Linked DNA regions of Mus musculus: region 2 is linked to region 1. A link is a contact called in ENCODE POLR2A ChIA-PET data. All regions are on one chromosome and are shown on one strand. Each heading gives the region's core, a stretch centred on a gene start or an enhancer-like site at or near the end of the contact. The rest is flanking DNA. Distances are from core to core; before and after follow the strand shown.

Region 1 (4,146 bases), core at 304-2,803:
CCTTGTCCCTGCTTGTGAGTCCCCTTCCCGCCCTTGGCTTTATCCCTCCCCGGAGCTGGCAGGCCAGGGCCCAAGTTTATCTTGGTAAACTTGGTTGGTTGCAGCTTCAGAGTTTGCTGTGAGAAAATGGAGGAACTAGATCACCACAGGGATCTGCAGCCTCTGCACCAACTTTGGGGAAAGGTCTCTGAGGTGCTGTTTTCTGTGGGTTCTCAGCTACTGAACCAGGCTATGAACCGGCACCTCAAGGTACCCAGAAATCCCTGGAGCCAGGAGCAAAAGGGTGCAGTCCTCTCCCCATTCATGCCGCTCACCAGCTTCCAAGCTTCCTGCATTTGCCAGGGATCCACCTTGTGGGATGTCAGCAGGAACTTCCCGTAACAGCACCGATCCAAGGGGTAGTGGGTAGCACCAGCCAATTTGACACAGTGTGTGGGGGCAAGGCCCCCTCGCCTTGCACTTACTCCCACAAAGACATCCTCTAGAGGTAGAGGTGGGGCCCGGCTGGCCACCTTCAGGATGAGCTGCACAGCAGAGATGGACAGTACATATCCTGTGCCCGAGGCATAGGGTGGAAAAGGACCCCAGTTTTCCGGCCACAGTTCTTCTGACACATGGTGCCGGGACTCTGGTGTCCGAGTGGGTCTCACCCTCCAGTGCACCCTGCCTAAATACAGAAGGGGCACTGCCTGGCCTCTGTGCTCTTCATGGATAGCTGTTGTCTCTTCCTGGGCCTCTTTGCCCTTCTGCCATTGCTCCGAAGGCCCCCCTCTTTGTATCAGCTCTGACACCAGCTCTGGGACGTTGACATACACGTCATCATCCGTCTTGAGGATGTAGCGGGCCATAGGACAGTATTTGTTCACCCAGTTCAGTCCACTGAGGGTCTTGAGGGTGAGGTTGCGGTAGGAATCCTGGAAGGAGGCCTGCAAGATATCCCTGTGTGCTGCTGACTCTGAGGACAGGTCAGCAAGCTGCTGTCTTCTAGGTTTTCCCAGGAGGAAGAGCGTCTGCACTCTGAAACCCCGGGCTTCGCGGATGGCACCCCAAGATGCCCGAATGGCGTTTCTCTGGTTCAGGTGCTCCGGGGCCGTACACACCAGGATGAGCAGGAAGGGAGGGGGTCCGGAGCCACCACAGGCATGAGAGTTAGAAATCAAGAGGCGGGGCAGGGCGAGGGGCGGTCCTGGCGAGGCTGGGGCCGGCAGCAGGGATGCCAGGGACAGGCTCAGCAGCTCCTCCCCCAAGCCTGAAGGTCCAAACAGGGTCCAGATGATCACCAGTAGTAGGACCGCCAGGAGGACGCGCCGGAAGAGGCTGAGGGGCATGGCGTGCCGCAGAGACCTGTGGGCACAGCTGTTAGAGCGTGGGGAGGTGGGAGGACGGCTTTAACCAGCTGCTGCTGAGGAGACGCGGTGACCCATGCGCGGGGCTCTGGCGCATCACAGATGCTGTTCTCCAGATGCTGTCGTGCAATGCGGCCCTGGCCCACCACAGCTGGCCCCGGAAGGCTTCGTTTCCCTAGCTAGCGTGCACGCGGAACTCCGCTCCATCCCGCCCCTCCCCGCACCTTCCCATCATGCCTCTCTAGGCCGGAAGCCGACAAGCGGCGTGCATTTCACATAGGTCCAGCCCTTCCCGGTCCGTCCCTACTGTAAAGCACGCGGAATACCAGGCTGCTTTTCTAGAGCAGCCAGCATCTGCTGTTAACTCACCCGAGCAGCAGCATCTGGCGGAGCTGTAGCCACTTCACAACAGCTTAGCACGGCTACGGCAGGAGACTCAATTGAAGCCTGCCCAAGCTTCCCCTGGAGGTTTTCAACACCGGCTGCCCCACCTTTAACAGTGGTTGCCGCCCAGTTTGCTGCACCTAAGGCAGTCTCCTTGTGAACACCCAACAGAAAGGGAGGAGCAAACACCAGCAGGAGCCTATGAGGGACATTTCCGTTCAAGTGCACCAAGAGCACTGTACCCAGAAGGCACCTGCAGCCAGATTAAACTACCAGAGCTCAGGATCGCTGTGGCATTAAGTACTATCAGATGGAAGACAAACTGAGACGGAGGTCATAGGTATATAAACTATTTATTAACAGCAAAGGCCCAGAGACTCATTTCTTCTTGGATACACCCACAGTTCGGCCCCTGCGGCCAGTGGTCTTGGTGTGCTGACCGCGGACACGAAGGCTGCAGAAGAAAAAGATACAGGTCACAGAGCAGCAGGAGGCGAGCCGGTGGACTGTGCAGCCTGATTGGGAGTGGGCAGCTTAAGCCTCATCACCCACTTACCCCCAAAAGTGGCGCAGCCCTCTATGGGCTCGAATTTTCTTCAGCCTCTCCAGGTCCTCACGCAGCTTGTTGTCTAGACCGTTGGCCAGAACCTAGATTTTGAGACAGGGGAGACAACTTTATCTCCTGATTCTGCACCCAGTTTTAACGGACAACCCGTGTCCACCAGTCCCCTAACACACCTGGCTGTACTTCCCATCCTTCACATCCTTCTGTCTGTTCAGGAACCAGTCTGGGATCTTGTACTGTCGTGGGTTCTGCATGATGGTGATCACTCGCTCCACCTCATCCTCCGTGAGTTCTCCAGCCCTCTTGGTGAGGTCGATGTCTGCTTTCCTCAACACCACATGAGCATATCTCCGCCCCACGCCCTGAGGTCAAAAGTTTGGGCTATTAGACTTTTGTTTTTAAAGATCTGAGTACAGAGTTTTCAGAGATACCAGAGGGTATCAGAATCCATTACAGATGGTTGTGAGCCACCATGTGGTCACTGGGAGCCTCTGGAAGAAGTCATAGCTTTTAACAGCTGGATTCTCTCTCTAGCCCAGTCTATTTGTGTCTTATGTTTGCCTGCATTGTATGTCTGTGTGTCTGTGGCACACTGACCAGAGGCCAGAAGGCGCTGATGTTCTGGAACTGGAGTTAATGGTTGTTGAGTGTTGGGTCATTGAACCTGGATCCTCTGGAAGAGCAGCTAATGCTCTAACAGCCAAGCCACCTCTCCAGCCCCCTCACACACACCCTATTACTCAAAAGCAGAGGGGCTGTGCAGATGTTATCCCAGCTCCCTGAACTCGGGACTGCTATGGCCAGCCTAAGTTAGAGATCCTGTCATTTTTCAGATCACTTTCCAGAGACAAAGCCTGCCTACTAACTGAAGGGAACGCTGTTCGGGCCACACTGGACATGTGTCACAAACTCAACAAAAGCAGCACAGATGAACAAAGTCAAACCTTTAACAGGTTTTTTGAGCCCCAAGAGTGGGTGTGACTTTGTGACTACCAGAATTAGCGGGGAGGGGGAAGTGTCATTGAATGAGCTAGAGAAATGGCTCAGTGCACTGGCTGCTCTTCCAGGACCTGGACTATATACCAAGCACTCATTCATAACTCGAACTCCCAATGAGAGAGGATCTAAGTCACTCTTTTGGCCTCCAGAGGCACAGTATGCACAGACATGCAGGCCAAAAACCTTCACAACCCTCACCTCAGCCTCCATATAATTTTTTACTTTTCTTGAGCCTGTTTTACTGTCAAGCTGTGAGTTCTAAAGGTGCATGATGCCAGGTTGGTTATGGTGACAAGGCAAGGGACCTATGCTCAGCTACAAAGTGTGGCCCCACGCCCACCTTGCCTTCTGACTTAAGCACTAACTTAAATTATAAAGAACCGACTCCTAACACTTAAAGCAGTTTGGAGGGACTGGGATTCAGACAGTACTAGACTGCCTCACAGATAAGGGCAGCAAGCACTTCTGGTCCAGCACATGCCTATATGCTTCCAAATATTCAAATTCTCACCTTGAGTGAGCAGAAGACACTTCTTAATTAATACAGAAATCTGCCCGGCGTGGTGGTGCACGCCTTTAATCCCAGCGCTTGGGAGGCAGAGGCAGGCGGATTTCTGAGTTCAAGGCCAGCCTGGTCTACAGAGTGAGTTCCAGGACAGCCAGGGCTATACAGAGAAACCCTGTCTCCAAAAACCAAAAGAGGGAAAAAAAAAATTAAAGAATACAGAAACCTTCCCTGTCCTTCACCCTTTGTTGGTCAGCTTGCAATCACCTCTGGAGGAACTCACCCCGAAATCTCTCTCCTCAAACTCCCAATACCCACCACCCACCTCCCAATCAGCTTCACCCTTT
Region 2 (3,810 bases), core at 594-3,093, 170 kb after region 1:
CAATTATAGCCCCAACTGGCCTAGGTCCTAGAACTGCAACCAGGCGACCCTCCCTCCACATGAGCCCTCGACCTCGAACCTCGGTCACTGCACTTAACATGGCGGCCAAGCTCCCGTCTTCTGGACCGCAAGATAAGCGCAGACCCCGCAAGGGGTAAGTGCGCCTTGGAAGCAGAGACCCTGCACTCCCCGCCGGGAACCAGGCCCGGGTCGCCCGAGTGCGCGCGGCCCCGCCCGGGTGGCTGCGGCGAGCAGGGCAATGACACAGCAACTTTAGAGGCCTCTCCCCTCCCCCTGGCGGCCCGGCCTCCAAACTGGATTTTCCGCACCTGGGCCTGGCGGGTCCGGGCCGAAGCCCGACGGGGGTGGGGTGGGGGTGGGGAGAGAACTCGGGGAGCGGGGAAACTGCTGGGCCTTAGAGAGAAAGGGTAGCCAGACGACGCTCCCGTTTCCCTGCATTCCGGAAAATCACTGCGCCCCAGTCATTCCCAGCCCTCCCTGCCCCCACATGAGTCACAGGGGAGGCTGCTGCTACTTAGTAATTTGGAAAAGTAACTCTTTCCTCCTTTCCGTTCCCTCCCCCGCAGCACACAAGGAGGCAACTGTTCCAGGCAGGGGGAGGGGAGGAGGGCGGCAGTAGAGCATGCCACCCGGAGAAACCCTAGACCTCGGAGACTGGGAGGCTCGGACCACGCTGGCTCTCCCCTCCCAGCACCCACCTCAGGCCAGGACTGCGCTCGCAGGCGGCCCCCAGGCTCTGGGCCGGTGAGCCCTCCCCACCCTGGGGCAGAGACAAACAGCTAAGAGCCCGGAGGGGATGCGCAGCTGGGAACAGCAGGCCCCACAGGCCGCGTCCTCGTGAAAAGCACACAAACTCGACCGAGCCTCCATCACGCCATGTGACGATGGCGAGCCTGCTACCCTTGACACAAAGGGAGCTTAGGGAGTCCCTGGGGAGGCAGGGAGTCGGCGCCAGGGAACCACACCAGTTCACCTCCAGAGCTGCCAACTCCTAAGCTCTCGCATCCCACGACCAACACTCACACTCAGCCTACGGGGTCGCCCTCCCCTCGCCCGCCCAAAACATCCCATCTCACCTGGCTCCCGATTCCTGTCCCCCCCCCCCCCCCCGGTGACGGGTGCATGGGGCACAAGCCACCCTCGCCCCTTTGCCCTCCGATGGGTATGTAGGCACGAGGTTGGCCATTCCCCTCCCCCACACAGTGGCCCTCTTGCGCTGGCCCCAGTCCACACTCCCATTGGCTGTCAGGTGTTTGAAAGACAAGTCTTTCCCCCTTGGGATTTTTCTCCTGAACCCCAAGAATTCTTCCCACTCCCCACCTTTACTTATGCATTTAAATGACCGATGGCGTCCCCGCCCCAGGGGCCCCTGCTCACCTGGATCCAGGAGCCACGGGGGGGCCCTCGAAAGTCGCCCTCAGCCCGGCTGGGGGGGGAGCAAGGAATCCGGGGTGTCAACCCCCCCGGAAGCCGAGAAGGCGTTGGGGGAGGGGGCGTAGCCCCCAGCCCCTCCCTTCCCTAGCCGCTGGGGGTGGGGGGAAAAGCATCGGGGCCGCGCGGCCACGTCAGCAGCGCTCCGACTGGCTGGGGCGGGTCACGTGTCCGCCCCCCCTACGGCCACGAGGGCGAGGTTTCCGAACACTGCGGAGGGTCGTGAACGGGGTCACAGGGACTGCAAGGCCCAGACCTGTGTCCCGAGACCCCAGACCTCGCTAAGGCTGTTGCCTCGCCAGGTCCCCGGCCTCCCTTGCGCCTGTGGTCGCCCCCGTCCCCCCCACTCGCCTCTCGGTACGAGTTCAGCATGGCTGCCGCAGCCCCACGAAACACATAGCGCATGCGCAAGGGTGTGCCTGGTCTGGGGGGAGGGGAGGCACGGGTCGCGGGGAGAGCCGCGGTGCGCAGGCTCAGTGCGCCCCGAGCCTCGGGGCCACCTCGTTGAGCGATGGGTGTGGCGGGAGCGCGCGGGCCTGCGCCCCGGTGGCCTCCCCCCCCTCCCCACCGCGGCGGGGGGAATAGGTTCTTCCGGCTCCGGTCTGAGGCGTTGCCTGGCACTTTCTGGCCAGAATCCGCGGGGCCCCATGCTGTGGTCCCAGGAGGCACGCGGGTCCTGGCTGCAGCAGCGGGACTGCAGGGCGAGCCTCCCTGGAACGGTGGGGGTCCGCTTGGATGTTGCACGCTCGATTTGACGTTTTAATCGGGAGGAGTTGTGGGGTTCCTCGAATTTCTTAAACTGTTTCTTTTTTTTTTCCTCTATGAGACTTGAAAATACCCGAATCCTGCCTTCGAAGTATACCACCCGTGTTTCTTTCTCTGATCGTGTACAGGTAGACCATTTATTAACATAGAGTTCTACTTCGTCATTTCTGCTCGTTTTGATCATGATTCTTTCCTGACATTGTCTATACTCTGTTTCTGTTTCTGTGACCTGCCTTACTAGTTTGTTTCTCAGTCTTGAATTCATCCTACTAAAGTTTAGGGTGACAACTTAAAAACAATGCAGTTGACTTAAAGTGCGAAGCTCGCGCTTATCTCTGTTGTCTTTTGTCTTTGAAGGTATGGTCTGGATTTACACTCTGCACCAGCAGCCCACCTGTATTTTCCGTGTGTAGAACAGGGCATGTCTCTTATTTTATCGGGGCTTCTCAGTTGAAGGAAATTGCTTTTGACTTGGTCACCTTTCTCTGTTAACCTAAGTAACTTCCTGTCCATTTTGCTCTCTTAGCCAAAAAGAAAACCCTATTCAGTACCTACCCTGTCTCTAAGTAGCCAAAAAGAAAACCCTATTCAGTACCTACCCTGTCTCTAAGTACTCCGTGGCTTTCTCAACTTCCTTGCACAGCAGGACTTGGACTTACAAGACTCTCCCTGCTTGTCTCCTCCCAGTTCTCTTATTTCCCACTTCATGCAGCCCCAGAGTGTGACCTCACCACCCTACTTAGCAGGACCTCCCAGCTGCCCACCCCAGAGTCCACTTCTGATTTCTCCCTGACATTGCCCATGCATGTCATGTTCCCAACCCCCAGTCTCCCTTTTGTACATTTGGGTAGCTGGTTCCTGCTGTTTGTCTGGAATGCTTCTACATCTTCAATGACTCAAGCCTTTCAACTCCACCGTAAGATTAGACAGTTCTCTTGAGTGGAACTTCCTATGAAAAATTCCTGCCTGGATAACCCCAGACACTGGAGCATGCTCAGAATTGATGTGGGCTGTCCGGCGCATCTGATCTGCTGCTGTGTTATTCTGTCCATGCACGATGTCCTCACCTCTCCTTACAACTTTATATTCACCTGAACTTACCATTCCCTTCTTCATCTATCAATGCACACTGCTGTGTCCTCAAGAACCAGGCAATCGTGCCTGTGTCTGCTGCATCACCTGGACTTGTTATTTGTACTGTGCAGTAGCAACTTGAATTTAAATCAGTATTACATGCTGTTTAGATTTGTTTCATAGTGGCACCAGCCATATTTTCAAGTTCTCAGTGGCCAGGCATGGCTAGTGGCTAGGACATGAAGCCATAATTCCACGTGCTCTGGGTTTTGTCCACGGCCCTGAAATTGCGTATTAAATTGTGGCTCCCTGGGCTTTCCCTCTTTTTTTTTTTTTTTTTTTTTTTTTTTGGTTTTTCGAGACAGGGTTTCTCTGTATAGCCCTGGCTGTCCTGGAACTCACTTTGTAGACCAGGCTGGCCTCGAACTCAGAAATCCGCCTGCCTCTGCCTCCCGAGTGCTGGGATTAAAGGCGTGCGCCACCACGCCCGGCATGGGCTTTCCCTCTTGACCTATGCTA

Evidence for each region. ChIA-PET counts read pairs that join two places held with the same protein, here RNA polymerase II (POLR2A).
Region 2: POLR2A ChIA-PET joins it to region 1 with 37 read pairs in embryonic stem cell. The contact joins the promoter of Brd2 here to the promoter of B3galt4 in region 1. POLR2A ChIA-PET finds 5 or more read pairs at or near these places in 4 of 5 experiments (Patski and embryonic stem cell).

Annotation. Positions count from the first base shown.
Region 1 is chr17:33,949,935-33,954,080 of GRCm38, forward strand. B3galt4 (UDP-Gal:betaGlcNAc beta 1,3-galactosyltransferase, polypeptide 4) reads right to left here and starts at 1,554. Exons shown (of 1, transcript NM_019420.2): 1 at 1-1,554. The coding sequence starts at 1,328. The coding sequence ends at 213. It overlaps Rps18 (ribosomal protein S18), which reads right to left. Exons shown (of 5, transcript NM_011296.3): 3 at 2,469-2,657; 4 at 2,287-2,378; 5 at 2,064-2,184. The coding sequence ends at 2,109.
Region 2 is chr17:34,120,764-34,124,573 of GRCm38, forward strand. It overlaps Brd2 (bromodomain containing 2), which reads right to left and starts at 1,844. Exons shown (of 13, transcript NM_001204973.1): 1 at 1,399-1,844. H2-DMa (histocompatibility 2, class II, locus DMa) reads left to right here and starts at 2,069. Exons shown (of 6, transcript NM_010386.4): 1 at 2,069-2,171.